Linked DNA regions of Homo sapiens: region 2 is linked to region 1. Evidence: read pairs that join two places in POLR2A ChIA-PET (ENCODE). Cell type or tissue: Panc1. All regions are shown on one strand.

What was found. ChIA-PET counts read pairs that join two places held together with the same protein. Peaks named below come from ENCODE experiments on the same cell type or tissue, not always from the same donor. Only the 100,000 strongest peaks of a DNase experiment are listed, where the experiment ranks them.
Region 2: POLR2A ChIA-PET joins it to region 1 with 16 read pairs; 2 of 35 experiments call an interaction of 5 or more read pairs at or near these places.

What each region holds. Positions count from the first base shown.
Region 1 is chr14:24,394,064-24,402,063 of GRCh38, reverse strand. It overlaps NYNRIN (NYN domain and retroviral integrase containing), which reads right to left and starts at 3,061. Exons shown (of 9, transcript NM_025081.3): 1 at 2,978-3,061; 2 at 2,620-2,834. The coding sequence starts at 2,817. RefSeq lists a silencer at 2,918-3,007. In Panc1, no CTCF peak of the experiment used is centred here; no DNase peak of the experiment used is centred here; H3K4me3 peaks cover 410 bases.
Region 2 is chr14:24,122,206-24,130,205 of GRCh38, reverse strand. It overlaps DCAF11 (DDB1 and CUL4 associated factor 11), which reads right to left. Exons shown (of 15, transcript NM_025230.5): 14 at 7,129-7,235; 15 at 4,964-7,031. The coding sequence ends at 6,897. Among named protein-coding and RNA genes, the nearest start is that of FITM1, 4.5 kb to the left of the region's middle. In Panc1, no CTCF peak of the experiment used is centred here; no DNase peak of the experiment used is centred here.

The sequences.
Region 1 (8,000 bases):
CCAACAAGCCACCCTCACCATCAGCCCTCCCCCAGTCCTGCAACCTGTAGTCTCCCAGAGTCCTCTCTGCCTGTTGGCCTATGTTCAGTATGCCACTAACAAAGTGCATGATTCTGTGTCCCTACAGCTGAGATTGGGGCCAGCCACGCTGCCTCCCTATGAGAACCACAAGACATCCTTACACTTGGGAAATGTTCATGTGTCAGATCGCTGGACCTCAGACAGCATTTAATCCAAGACTTCCACTTTACAAACAGGGAGATCGAGACTCAGAGAGGGAAAAGGACTTGCTCAAAGTTACGCAGCTAGTCAAAAACAATAGTAGCTAACATCTATACTCTATAGCTCTCCACATTTTATAACAGTATTGTAACATGCATGATTTCAGCAGACTCTCACAAACTCTTCATGAACCAGGTATTATTATAGTCTGTTCCATAGATGAGGGAAATGGCTCAAGAGAGGATAAATTATTTGATCTGATCACCCAGTTCAGATAGTTAACAGGTAGCAAACCCCAGTCTCAAACTCTCCTCACCATACCCCTCCTATCTTGGTTGTAACTTGGTGACAGCATATCAAACCCAGATCCCCTAACCCCTGAGACAAAACTTTAACCCCCCCCGCCCCTCACCTTCCCTGTCCTCCTTCTCCAAATTGCCAACAAAGTCTCCTTTATGGTCATTGTGTAAAATAAGGCAGGGAGCTACCCAGAATCCCCTCACGCTGGGTTCCCACTTTTCAACAATGCCTTTCCCAAAGGGAAGACAAAGGGGGAGTGGAGGAACAGGGCTAGGAATCAAGGGAGCCACTGATTCCATTAGCTGGGCCTACAGTGGGAGCCTGAGGTGTGAGATCTGCGGTCCGAAGAACCCTGAAGCAGCAGAGGGAGACGGAGCAGGTAGGCCTGGAGAAGCCAATCCAGGATTTGAGCAAGGAGGGGGTGGCGGGGGTACCTCCGAAAGTGTGAGTCCTGGCCCGGCACAGTGGTTCATGCCTGTAATCCCAGCACTTTGGGAGGCCAAGGCGGGTGGATCACCTGAGGCCAGGAGTTCAAGACCAACCTGGCCAACATGGTGAAACCTCATCTCTACTAAAATACAAAAATTAGCTGGGCATGGTGGCACGTGCCTGTAATCCCAGCTACTCAGAAGGCTGAGGCAGGAGAATCACTTGAACACAAGAGGCAGAGGTGGAGGCTGCAGTGAGCCAAGACCACGCCATTGCACTCCAGCCTGGGCAACAGAGTGAAACTTCATCTCAAAAAAAAAAAAAAAAGAAAAAGAAAGTGTGAGTCCCCTAAGAGGGTGAGCTGCTGCCTTTCAAAGTAACAAAAAGATTAAGAACCCAAAGAACCCAAAACACTCCTCTTGTTAGCCTACCCTACCCCGGCTTCTAAATGTCTTCCTCTCAAGGCCTCCAGTACATATGTTCTTTGGGAAGACACCCCTTCCCCCTCCTAGCACCTCTGTCAAAATTGGAAAAACTGCTGACCTAGCAGCTCCACAGAGGGGTTGAGGGAGGAACTTCCCAGCCTGCCTGCCTACCAGGCTGGCTGGCCGAGTTCTGGGCCTCCCCACCCATGGCCTTGACCAATTAAGATATAGGTATAAACCCATCTGCAGTAGGTGTGCGTGGTGAAGGGGAAGGTGGTCTGGGGCAGAGGGAGGCTGTGGCATTCCTACAAAGAAGAAGTAAGATAAAGGAATCTAAGGGAAGAGGTAAACCTTGGGGGACAGTGGAATCTGACAGGCCCAAGGGGAGGAAAAGCTTGTGAGAGAAGCCAGGGAGATTGCAAGAGAGGCGCACTGTGATCTGGCCTGTCCAAGGTCCAGCCCCACATAGCAAGCCCTTTCATCTGAAAACCCATAGCCCTCCTCCCAGACTCCCACCCATCTCCAAGGGCTGGGAATCTGGGAAGAGGGCTGCACCCCACTCTGAACCCCTGCAAGAAGCTGAGTGGCATCAAGAGTGTGGGGCAGGGAGCCCAGAGCCCTGGGTTCTGGTCCAACCCCCACCACCTCACCTACCTGACTCTGAGCACTCAGCCAGGCCCCTTACCCTCTCTGGCCACCAGTACCTCATCTGTAAAATGCCAGTATCACTCTAGAAGCATCTCTAAAGGCCCCTCCAGTCCTAGTACTCAGAGGCTCCAAGGGGCAGCCCAGGATTTAAGGAGACTTAAAAGGAGACAGAAGGACCTGGGCCTTTCAGTCTTGGTGGAGAACAAAGAGGTGTGTTGCAGAGGCCACAGAAATACAGCGCCTTGAGTTGCTCCCCAGATGGAAAAGTGGGACTGCTGATGCTGGGGCCCTGGCCAGGGAAGTCTCATGGGGGACACACACCGAGGAGGTGCTCTCAGTGCACTTGAGGGACAGAGGTGACACGTAGGGAAGGGGTGGGGCAGGAAAGGAAGGAACCAGAGGGAAGAAGCGGGCATGGAAGGAGCGCAGGCTGATCTGGCGAGGCAGGAGGATGGCCCACTACCTGCCTGCCACACTGCCAAATCCAGGCGGGGGCAGGGTGGGTGGTGTCTCTGCGGACCACCATCTCCCCAGGGGAAGGGGAGAGAGTGATCTGGCTGGAAGAGATGGGTGGGGGTGGGGAGAAGCTGTTTACCTTGGCTTTGCCCATGTTCTCTCGGGGCCCCTCGAGCTGTAGCCAGAAGTAGGGGGTGTCCGGGCGGCTCTGGAAGGCGTTCAGCTTGACCCTAAAGATGCGCTGCACTTGCAGCCGCTGCCGCTGCACCCGAGGCTTCGATTTTGTCTGCACCATGAACCATTCCTGCGCCGGAGGATCGCCCCCAGACAGGAGCATGGCTGCCCCGCCCGCTCCTGGAACGAAGGAGACGATAGTGTCACCCGGGTCTCGGGGCGGCAGGCGCCCCAGCCCCCAGCCCCAGGCGCCTAAGCCACGCCCCCTCCTCCCCGCGGCGCGCCCCCCGCACGGCCTCCTTCCTCCAGGCGGCGGGACCCACCCCGCACGGCTCGGGCGCCCGCCCTCTGGAGCTTGGTCCCCTTCGACCGCTGCTACCGCGACGAGCTCTTCCTGCCCGGGGTTGTAGCTAGGGGTGGGACCGGTCGGGCTCCTGCCGCCCTTCCCTCCGCCCCCAGCCTTCCCCCTCCAGCACTCTGCCAGCCCCTCCTGGATCAACTCTGTCTCCGTCTGCTGGATAGCTTAAAGGGGCGCGGAGGAGAGGGCGGGGGAGCCGGCGGGGGGGAGGAGGGGGCGGGGAGGGTCCCGGAGGCCTCTGCCTTCCACCCAAGTTTTGGGCCCAGAGCCAGAATCCAGGGGTCAAAGTTAGTTTCCTTCCACGTTCCCCTCTTGCTAGTGGAAGGACGGGGAAGAGGAAGGAGGGGAGGATTGGTTTCCGGCACCCTTTTTTGAGATTTGGAACAAGGATCTCTCCCCTTTACCCCCACCTCCCCCCTACCCCCAACAGCCTCTCCCAGGCGTCCCAAGAGAACGGGGACCTCGGCCACTCCTTCCCTGGGAGGAAAGGGTTAAGGTAGAGTAGGGTGGGGAGCCCAGGGAGGCCGGGGCCTAAGGAAACTCTGGGCTGGAGACCAAGCAGGAAGGAAAGGGTAACAGCACTGACTCCCCACCCCCCACTGAAGTCTAGGGACAGCTTGGAGCTGGCGGGCAGCCCAGACCCTCCTGAAGCCCCCCAGGGCTGGAGGGGCGGGAGAGCTGCCAGAGTTTTCAGACTTGAGTTGTTTATGAAAGCCCTTTTTAGCACGTTTGAGTTATGCTGTGAGGGGAAGGAGATAGAGGGTCCGGGCAGTAATGTAACCTCCGAGGTCTCCTGCAACCCCTGACCAGTCAGCCAATTGGCATCAGTGGTCTGGGACTAACCCTGGGCTAGGGGACCACCTTCAACACCCAGGCTCTGCTCACATCCCCAGCACAAAGAACACCTTATACAGCCTTGGGCCTGAATAGAACCTGGCCCTGTGGAGGGCAGGGCCTATGTCTCGGCCTCAATGATCTTATTTTGCAGACTAAAACGAAGAGCCACAGTCTGATAGACACAAGTATACCTATGAGGTCAAAAGGCATCAGACTTTAAATTAGGCCTGCCCTGGAACATCTGGTCTGCAGGGTCGTTATGTGTTTGTGTGCAGGCAAGGGACCAGGAGCACCCCACTGCAAGGAAGGGGCCCAATTGGGGGCAGGGAGGGGCTCACGCTACTCCTGGTCTGGACTGGACTCAGCCCACCACACCCTACTTCATCCTGCACACCTGATTCTTCTCCCTAGATTGGAATCCAGAAAAGGAAAAAATGATCTGTGTTACTTCTGGCTCCAAAGCCTTCTGCTCCACCCTGCCTGGTCCTCCTGTCCTGCCCCTCTCTAGTACCTTGAAGCAGAAGGCCTTTGGGCTGAATCTCCATCTCAGGCCTTCTTTCCACCTCTGACTGCTCTCCTTTTAGCAAAAGAGTCTCCTGCCTTATTGTGCTTCAGTTTCTCTTACAAAACAAGGTGAGAGCCACATAACCCTGCTCCCCACTCCTTCCCTGAATGAATACTTAACTCTTACTGCCCTCCTCTATCAGACCATGAACCCCAGGCATGGTGATCATCTTCATGGAGAACTCCTGGGTTTAATTCTATGTTCAAAGAGGCCATGTTGAGGGTCAGAAGAGGTCAATCTTAGGAATCAAGTTATGTATAAATGGATAAAAGCAGACAATTTATTTAAACTATTGTGTCCCTATTTCTTTAGCTCATGAAAATTGGGATAATAATACATACAGCGGAGGGTAGAAATCAGACTACATGTAAAGCGCCAGGTACAGTGCTTAGCACAGAGTAGATACCCAATATATGTTAATTCCCCATTTCAAGAGCTTGTCTCTTCTCCCCCACCTCAGTTCTGGCCAATGTGTCACCACATCTTCCTAGAAATCCTCTCCTCACCCTTCCTACTAACCCATTCCCCAGCTCCTGCCTCTCCTGGAGGTAGAGATTTTGTTAGCTAGCCTGGTTTTAATCCCAGCTATGCTCAGTTCTGGATGAGTTACATGAGTTAATGTGGACTCAGGCAGGTCCCTAAGTCCCTTGAACTCCATGGGCTTCCTCATCTAAATTCATTCATAGGACCAAATTCATTCGCTTATTCAACAAATTTAACACGTATTCACTGAGTGTCTACTATGAGCCACGCCCTAAGAGTATGGCATTGAGTAAGATGGAGATCTCCCTGCCCCCATGGAATACAGGAGGAAGAAGAAAGAAAGAGTATGATTTCAGAGAAGGGGAACTACTCTCCTGGAAATAAGACAAGGTACCGTGATGGAGAATGACTCCATGGGGCCTCTCTGCTGATGGGGATATTTCAACTAGAGGGAGAGCAAGAATATGGGCACTGAGATGGCAACCAAGCTAAGCTCTTAGCAGTTCTTGATCCAAGGCTCTCCCTATCTCAAATACATTCAGTGATTCCTTGCCTACAATATTAGGTTAAAACTGGTTTGATGTGTTGGAGGCCTTCTGCAACCTGGCCCTCATTTACTTTCCTAACCTTGTATAAAAGGATCCCAGCTCAAGTGTAAGTAGAATTCGATATGTCTAGGCATGTCTGGCAACAGGGGAGCACACCCTGTCACGAGTCTGTTTGCATGAGGAATGAGAAACCTCCAAGAAGAAAGCTCATCTTGATTAAAGGAAGGGCCTGCCCTGTGAGCTTGACAGAGTAATAGATCCTTATCCCTCCAAGGCTCCAGAGAGAGAGGCAGTTCTGGCACTCAAGTACCTGGCCCAGATCCACACCTATCCAAGTTCCAGAGATGGGGCAGGGAGCCCTGGAACCGAGGCAGCCCTGCTTGGGATCTTTGTGTAGGAGTAACCCAGAGAGGAGACAGGCTTCTTCCCGACTTTGCCATAGTCCCTGAGCAACTTGCATTCCTTCAGAGCCACAAAGCAGAAGTGCCCTCCCAGAGGCATTTGGAATGGTCAGGACTTAAGGTGGCTCCAAATGAGCACTGAAGGCTAGAGTCAAGGAAACCAGAGTTACTCTCTCTCTGTCACACAATATGGTCCCCAGAGTGGTCAGGATCTCAGCAGGAAACACGGTACTCGCAAAAGTGATGACTGAAGGAAATTTAAAGAATGGCTCTTTTATGGGGATTTGAGTGGGGTTATGGAAAACCTGTAAGAGACTGGTGCAGTTCTTGAGGGCTAGGTATCAGCAGGAAGCTGTTACCACCAGTAGGCCTGAAAGGGAAAAGGCAGAAGTGGTTACTGCCACCAACCGCTGGGCAAGAGCTGGAGCCATAGGCCACAAGACAGAAGCTATGGGCCTGGGTAAAGATCACAGCCACCAGCAGGCTGCCACCCAGCAGGGAGGGAGCCACCTTCCTGTGGCTTGCGAATGCCCAGCACTGGACAAACCCAACCAGAAGCCAAATGGCAAGGCTGTGGAAGGCTAAGCCATCCCTTGAGGTCAACCTCCTGAACACAGTGCAGGACAGAGAAGAGTGAAGGGTACACAGAGAATATTCAGCGCACTCTATCTCTTAACACCTACAGGCTGGGGAGGCTTAAGGAAACTAAGTTATACTAATTTTCCCCTACTCTTCCCCTCATAAACACCCTGTCTTAGGAACAGAAATGAATAATCCTGTGCTCCCATTCAGAACACAGGACTCAGAGTCAAAAGACTTGGGTTCAAATCCCAGCTCTGCAACTGTACCGGTTTCCTAGGCTGCTGTCATAAATTACCACAAACTGAGTGGCTTAAAATAAGAGAAATTTATTCTCGCCCAGTTCTGGAGGATAGAGTTCCCAAAATGTTAAAGGTAATGTGAACAACTGGTGCATAAATAAACTGTTCTTTGGAACAGACTAAAAATCTAGAAAATAAGACCAACTATATACTGAAATTTAGTATATGGCCAAGATCGTTTTTGTCTTTGTTTTTTGCCAGGAGGTATTCTCCTCTAATCAAGATAGTTTTTTAATCAGTGGAGATAAGATGTATTTTTAATAAATGATCTTGGGACAATAAGGTAGCCTTCTGAGATAAAATAAAATATTCATACCTAACACCACACAGAAAAACAAATTTTTGAAAGATCAAACACTTAAATAATAAAAATGAAATCATAAAAGTATTACAACAAACCATGGAAGAATTTTTATATTATTACATTTGGGAGAGGCAGGCCTTTCTAAGAATGATACCCATATCAGAAGTCATTTTAAAACTGTTTAATACTTTTAGTTACATAAATATAGAATTATTTCCCATGGAAACATAAATACCGTAAACAGAGTCAACAGACACATGAAAAGCTAGGAGAATATATTTGCCAATTATACCATAGATCAAGGGCTAATTTCCTAAGTATTTAAACAACTCTTACAAATAAAGAAGAAAAAGATTAACCCGTAGAAAAATGGACAAAGTATAAAAACAGTCCACAAAAGGGGACCTCTATATGGTTCTTAAAATATAAAAGCATGTGCCACTGCACTTTTAATAAGAGAAATGCAGATTAAAACTACAGCAAAGTACTATTTTTTTAACCTACAGAGGTAAAAAAAAAAAAAAAATTGCTGCAAGAATCAGCAACGTTTGCTAACACACAGTCTTGCCCACTCTCGCACCCTGCTGGCATGTTCTCACAACCTCCAAGGATAGCAACTGACAATATCTATCAAAATTTTAACTAGACATACTCTGTGACCCAGCAGTCACACTTCTGAGAATGTGTTTTACAGATGTATTCTCACAAATGCTAAATATCCATTTGAGCAAGGATATTATTTGCAGCATTATTCACTATGGCAGGTTGGAAATGATCTAAATGTGGATGTTCATAAAATAGAATACTATCATTCAAAAGAATTGGGGGGGGCGGGTAGAATTAGGCACCTCTATTTGTCCTAATATGGGACTATCTCCAAGACATGTAAAGGTAAACTTGAAGCCAAGTGCAAGGAAGGACTGCTGGAGGGAACTCTCTGCTGCTGGCTGCCCCCATTCACGCCACAGC
Region 2 (8,000 bases), 270 kb after region 1:
GGTGGCGGGCGCCTGTAATCCCAGCTATTCTGGAGGCTGAGGCAGGAGAATCGCTTGAACACGGGAGGCGGAGGTTGCAGTGAGCCGAGATTGTGCCATTGCACTCCAGCCTGAGCAACAACAGCAAGACTCCGTCTTAAAAAAAAAAATTCTTTCCACTCATTTTTATTTATTAAAGTTTTATGATTTATTTTTTTGAGACAGTGTCTCACGCTTGCCCAGGCTGGAATGCAGTGTGCTATCACGGCTCACTGCAGCCTCAAACTCCTGGGCTCAAGTGATCATCTGCCCTAGCCTCCTGAGTAGCTAGAACTACAGGAATGCATCACCATGGTTGGTTATTTTTTATTTTTTGGCCAGGTGTGGTAGCTCATGCCTGTAATCCCAGCACTTTGGGACCAGCCTGAGGAGCCACAGGAGTTCGGGACCACCTTGAGCTGGTCTCACACAGTGAGACGCCGTCCCTACAAAAATTAAAAAAATTAGCTGGGCATAGTGGCACGTGCCTGTAATTCCAGCTACTTGGGAGGCCGAAATGGGAGGATCACTTGGGCCCAGGAGGTTGACATTGCAGTGAGCCGTGATGGCACTATTGCACTCCAAGCCTAAGCAACAGAGTGAGACCTTGTTTCAATATTTATTTTGTAGAGACAAAGTCTCACTAAGTTGACCAGGCTGGTCTTGAACTCCTGGCCTCAGGTGATCTTCCTGCCTTGGCCTCCCAGAGTGGTGGGATTACAGGCATGAGCTACCATGCCTGGTCTCATTGTGGTTTTAAATAGTTGCAAAGGACATAATTTCTAGTGTATCATATACTGACATTTCAAAATAAATCCATTATATCACTGTTTCAAATGTATCCAATGAAATGTAAATACTACAGTGATTAGATACTTCACCTTTATCCATTAAAACATGACAAGATTTTACATCAGAAATTATATTTCCATTCTACTCCCTCACAGAATTTATCCTAATATGTTTTTATGCCTGAAAGTCTTTTATTGACCATTTATCACATTTCTCTGCAAGAAAAGTAACTCAAAAAATTTAATTTTTTGTTTGTTTGAGATGGAGTCTCACTCTGTCGCCCCGGCTGAAGTGCAGTGGCACGATCTTGGCTCACTGCAACCTCTGCTTCCTGGGTTCAAGCGATTCTCCTGCCTCAGCCTTCCAAGTAGCTGGGATTACAGGCGCCCGCCACCACCCAGCTACTTTTTTTTTTTTTTTTTTTTAGTAGACATGGGGTTTCACCATGTTGGCCAGGCTGGTCTCGAACTCCTGACCTAGTGATTCGCCTGCCTCGGCCTCCCAAAGTGCTGGGATTACAGGCGTGAGCCACCGTGCCCAGCCAAAAAATTTAATTTTTTATAGTTTCTGGGCCCAGTGTGGTGGCTCACACCTGCAATTCCAGTCCTTTGGGAGACCATGGCAGGAGGATCACTTGAGCCCAGGAGTTCTAGACCAGCCTGAGTAACATGGTGAAACCTTATCTATACAAAATATACACAAATTAGCCAAAGATGGTGGCACCCACCCAGCTACTCAGGAGGCTGAGATGGGAAGATCACTTGAGCCCAGGAATTTGAGGTTGCAGTGAGCAGTGATCACACCACTGCATTCCACACCACTGCACTCCAGCCTGGGCAACAGAGCAAGACTGTCTCAAAAAATAAAAATAAATAAAATAAATAAAATAGAAATGTCCTGTGACCATAAAGCCCTAAGAGTTAATTTTTTTCCTATGGATTCTATTTTCATTGTAACTGTTAGTAGTCTAAAATATATTATTAGTACATGAATACCTTAGTTTTTGGGGTTTTTGAGACAGGGTCACTTTCTGTCAGGAAAGTGAAACAGTCTTATTACTGACATGGAGAAAGTTTTAGTGGTCTGGGTAGAAGATTAAAGCAGCCACAACATTCTCTTAAATCAAAGCCTAATCCGGTGGCATGATTGCAGCTCACTGCAGCCTTGACCTCCCTGGTTCAAGTGATCCTCCTCTCGCTGAGCTGGGACTACAGGTGCAGGCCACGAAGTTTGGCTAATTTTTAAATTTTTTGTAGAGACAGGGGTCTCACTATGTTGCCCAGGCTGGTCTTAAACTCCTGGGCTCAAGTGATCCTTCTGTCTTTGCCTAAAGTGCTGGGATTACAGAAGTGAACCGCTGCACCTGTCCAGGAAAAGTTCTTAAAGGAAATTAAAAGGTACTACACTTCAGTGAACACATGAATGATACAAAAGTGAAATAGCCTTATTGCTGATATCAAGAAAGTGTTAGTGGTCTGGATAGAAGATCAAAGCAGCCACAACATTCCCTTAAACCAAAGCCTAATCTGGAGCAAGGCCCCAACTCTTTTTTTTTTTTTTTTTAAGAGACAGTGTCTTGCGTTGTTGCCCAGCCTGGAGTGCAGTGGCATGATCATGTCTTACTGCAGTCTCAAACTCCTGAGCTCAAGCAATCCTCCTGCTCTGCCTCCTAAGTAGCTGGGACTACATGTGCATGCCAACACTCACTATGTTGCCCACACTGGTCTCCAACCCTTGGCCTCAAGTGATCCTTCCATCTTGGCCTCCCAAAGTGCTGGGATTATAGGTGTGAGCTACTGAGCCCAGCCTATTCTCTTCAATACTATAAAGACTGAGAGTGGTGAGGAGGCTAGGAGAGGTTGGTTCATAATGCTCAAGGAAAGAAGCCACCTCCATAACATAAAAATGCAAGGTGAAGCAGCAAGTGCTGATATAGAATCTGCAGAAAGTTATCCAGAAGATCTAGCTAAGATCATTGATGAAGGTGGCTACACTAAATTACAGATTTTCAAAGCAAACAAAACAGCCTTCTATTGGAAGAAGATGCCACATAGAAGTTTCACAGCTAGAGAGAAGTCAAGGCCTGGCTACAGAGCTTCAAAGGACAGACTAACTCTTTTTATTAGGAGATAATGCACCTGGTAACTTTAAGTTGAAACCAATCCTCATTTACCATTCTGAAAATCCTAGGGCCTTAGGAATTATGCTAAATGTATTCTGCTGTGCTCTATAAATAAAACAACAAAACCTGCATGACAGCACATATGTTTGCAGCATGGGTTACAGAATATTTTAAGCTCACTGTTAAGATCTACTCCTCAGAAATAAAGATTCCTTTCAAAATATTACTGCTCATTGACAATGCACCTGGTCACCTACAAACTCTGGAGATGTACAGGGAGATTAATGTTTTCATGCCTGCTAACACAACATCCATTCTGTAGCCCATGGATCAAGGAGTAATTTTGACTTGCAAGTCTTACTTTTTTTTTTTTTTTTTTTTTTGAGACTGAGTCTTGCTCTGTCGCCCAGGCTGCAGTGCGGTGGCGCGATCTCGGCTCACTGCAACCTCCGCCTCCCAGGTTCATGCCATTCTCCTGCCTCAGCCTCCTGAGCAGCTGGGACTACAGGTGCCCACCACCACGCCCAGCTATTTTTTTGTATTTTTAGTGGAGACGGGGTTTCATTGTGTTAGCCAGGATGGTCTCGATCTCCTGACCTCGTGATCCACCCGCCTCGGCCTCCCAAAGTGCTGGGATTACAGGTGTCAGCCACTGCACCCGGCCAAGTCTTACTCTTTAAGAAATACATTTCGAACCCCGTCTCTACAAAAAATAACAAAAACGAGCTGGATGTGGGTGGTGTGTGCTGGTAGTCCCAGCTACTTGGGAGGCTGAAGTGGGAGGATCGCTTGAGTCCAGGGGGAGGCAGAGGTTTCAGTGAGCTGAGTGCACCACTGCGCCTGAGCGACAGAGCAAGACCCTATATCAAGCAAAAAAAAAAAAAAGAAAAAAAAAAACATTTCGTAAGACTGCAGCTGCCATAGTGATTCCTCTGATAGCTGTCGACAAAGTCAACTGAAAACCTTCTGGAAAGGATTCACCATTCCAGATGCCATTAAGAACATTCATGGCTAGGCACAGTGGCTTATGCCTATAATCCCAGCATTTTGGGGGGCTGAAGTGGGAGGATCGCTTGAGCCCAGGAGTTTGAGAACAGCTTGTGCAACAGGACGAAACCCCATCTCTACAGAAAACACAAAAATTAGCCAGGTGTAGTGGTGGGCATCTGTAGTCTCAGCTACTCAGGTGGCTGAGGTGGAGGACTGCTTGAGCCAGGAGAGGTCCAGGCTGCAGTGAGCTGAGATCATGCCACTGCACTCCAGCTTGGGTGACAGAGTGAGACCCCGTCTCAAAAAAAAAAAAACAAAACAAAACAAAATTTTTTTTTTCCCCAGAGTCTCACCCTGTGGCTCAGGCTGGAGTGCAGTGGTGCGATCTCAGCTCACTGCAACCTCCGCCTCCCAGGTTCAAGCGATACTCCTGCCTCAGCCTCCTGAGTAGCTGGGACTACAGGCGCCTGCCACCACACCTGGCTAATTTTTGTATTTTTAGTAGAGACGAGGTTTCACCATGTTGGCTAGGCTGGTCTTGAACTCCTGACCTCAGGTGATCCACTGCCTCGGCCTCCCAAAGTGCTGAGATTACGGGCATGAGCCACTGTGCCCAGCCTAAAAACAACATAACTTTTATATGCACTGGGAAACCAACAAAATTGACTCGCCTTATGCAATATTCACTTTATTACAGTGGTCTGGAAATGAACTCACAATATCTCCTAGGTATGCCTGTACAACAAACATTTTACATTACTTCGATAACATAAAATTATATTGTAAATGCATCTCTTACTGAGAATGGTCGGTCTGTGGGGCTTTGATCTAATGAAGCTATAAGGATACTAACAATTTGAATTTCTCTCTTAATTTGGTGCCCTGGAAGTAACACAGGTTCTGGGTGAGATGGGTAGCACCTTAGGTAACTTTATCACTTGGCAGACGGGGAATGAAAAGCGTGGATGGGAAAGGAGATCTGGCACGGGAGTTTCACACTAGGTAGATCAATTTGAGGAATGAGAACACAGAAGCCAAGGATCTGAACATTTATTTATTTATTATTTATTTTTGAGACAGGGTCTCACTCTGTCACCTAGGCTGGAGTACATTGGCACAATCACGGCTCACCGCAGCCTTGACCTCCTGGCCTTAGGTGATCCTCCCACCTCAGCCTCCTGAGTAGCTAGGACTACAGGCATGCGTCACCACATCTGGCTAATTTTTTTTTTGAGACAGAGTTTTGCTCTCGTTGCCCAAGCTTGAGTGTAATGGCATGGTCTTGGCTCACTGCACTCAGCTCACCTCTGCTCCCAAGTTCAAGCGATTCTCCTGCCTCAGCCTCTCAAGTAGCTGAGATTACAGGCACCCGCCACCATATCCGGCTAGTTTTTTTGTATTTTTAGTAGAGATTGGGTTCCACCATGTTGGCCAGGCTGGTCTCAAACACCTGACTTCAGGTGATCCACCTATCTCGGCCTCCCAAAATGCCGGGATTACAGGTGTGAACCACCGTGCCCGGCCTACTTTTTGTATTTTTTGTAGAGATGGGGTTTTGCCATGTTGCCCAGGCTGGTCTCAAACTCCTGGGCTCAAGCGATCCATCAGCTTTGGCTTCCCAAAGTGCTAGGATTACAGGCATGAGCCACCACACCTAGCTTGTTTATTCTTTTAAAACTGCCTATTTTGCCATGAAATAGGTACCCTTGCTGTGAAAGCCTGTGAACACCCCTGGATGTGTGTACCTTCATTTAAAAACTGCCTTAGAGGGCATGAAATGTCATCAGGGAAGATCTATTCCGAGCTGGGTGTGAGCTCTAGCCCTCTCCCTGACCATCGGTTTGCTCTGGGGTATGAGGTTCTGAGTGTGAGGCGCCCACTGGGGCCTGGCGTCAGGGCCGACTTGCTTCTCTTAGGCTCTGCGTTCAGGGGCTACCTCTTCCAAAGACTACACAGCTGCAGGCCCAGCCTCAGAGCAGAGGTGATATGGGTATTACCAGGCTCTAATGGAAAGTGTGCTCTCTCGATATCTACTTGCAGGGAAGCTTCTGAAATTGGTAAGGGAGCACCTATTGCAAGGCTCAGTGAACAAATGGTTTTGGTATTTCCCTTTTTCATGGGGCACCAGAAGGGTATTTTCTCCTACACAGGATCGCATCTGAAGACTTTGCTGAACTGTGTTTTCCTGAAGTGAGGAGATGAAAGACCTCAGATAGGAAAAACAGAGAGTGAGAGAGAGAGACAGACACTGAGCCAGGTTCCCACACAGTTTATTGAGGGAGCCAAAGCCAGTGAGAGGACGAAGGAGTCCTACTTCAACCTACTTCCTTAAAGCTGTGTGCCTCCAGCATGAAGGGACCTTCCCAGAGGGCAGGGCCTGCCCTATAAGGGGCCACATGAAGCCTTGTGGAGACTCCTGCCTCTCATACCACAGCCTGTCCTACCCTAAAGACCCAGACATGACAGCAGACATAATCCCCACCCCAGGAGGGTGCTGAGGAAACACCCTTACCCATGCCCCTCCCCTAGAGACCTCAGGAAGAAAGGCCAGGACACCTGTCCTGTGATTGGCCAGTTGAATCCTCAACGTGAAGACCTGGCAGGCCTGGCTGACAGGTCTGTTCAGATGTGGCCTCAGGCATCTACTCTAGGATCCAACCCCTAACATTCAAACATGATTAAAAACACCCAGGACACTTCTCTTGCTGGCAGAGGCCACACCCCAGATAATGGCAGTCCTGCCAAACTCTGGCCAGAGATAGGGACCCAAGCTGACTGGGTGTGAGCACGTAAGGAGACCACTCTGCCCCATGGGGAGAATCTTCCAGGGCTCAGCTGAGGCTCAGAGCCCAGGCTTATGTTATTCCCCATCAAATGCCAGTGATTCCTCCAAACATTCCCCACAAGGGAGAAAGGGAGGAGGAGGCAGAGAGCTTATCAAGAGGTTCACCCTATATGGGGCTGGAGGTTGGATCTACTGGGGTGAGGAAAAGGGTGTAGAGGATTGGGGCACTGGGGCAGGGGCGCTGGCACATTCCTCAGATTCTGGCATGTCATCCTGGAAGTACTCAGCCTGGCGGTACTGCCACAGACGCAGGTTCCCGTCCCACTGCAGGGCAGAGGGTGGCAAGCAGTCAGGATGTGCTGCCCCCACCCAAGTCCAAGCCCCAGACATGTGCCAGCACCCTCAACCCTTGCAACCTCACCGAACTGCTGACAATCTTCTCTTCAAAGGGGTGCCAACTGACGTCACGCACACAGGCCTTGTGGTTGGTCAGCTTCTTCACAATGTGGCCACTTAGAAGGTCGTACACTGTCCAGGACAGGCAAGAGTGGAGAGGGACCACCACAAGACATCTAAACTATCCCTCACCTCCCCATGAGTAGCACCACTGACCTGCCTCTCAGGCAACTTCCCATGTTCCCATGGGAGCAAAGCCCACACCAGAAGACTGTGTTATTTCTGCTTCTATCCCTGTTCCTTTCCATACCTTGGGTTGAGGGTATGGTTTAGTGGTGTGGGTATGTCTGGCCCTTAGCTAAATTTCATAGGGGCTACAGTTAAGGAAATGCACTGGCTTTGAAGATTTTAGTAAGATATGGAAGGCACCACAAAAGTGAACAATGAGCTGTCTGGGGGTGTGTGCACCTGCTGCACCTTATCTGGACAGGGTGCATCTTTCTTTTGTCATGGGACTGTGAGTGTCTCTCTAGGGACAGCACTGCCTTAGGCTCCTTGTATCTGCAGCTGTGCTTCTGGTTTTTTTTTTCTTTTTCTTTTTTTTTTTTTTTTGAGATGGAGTCTCGCTCTTGTTGCCCAGGCTAGAGTGCCGTGGCGCGATCTTGGCTCACTGCAACCTCTGCCTCCCGGGTTCAAGCGATTCTCCTGCCTCAGCCTCCTGGGCTCAAGCGATTCTCCTGCCTCAGCCTCCCAAGTAGCTTGTGATTACCAGCGCCTGCCACCATGCCTGGCTAATTTTTGTGTTTTTAATAGAGATGGGGCTTCACCATGTTGGCCAGGCTGGTCTCAAACCCCTGACATCAGGTGATCTGCCCGCCTCGGCCTCCCACGGTGCTG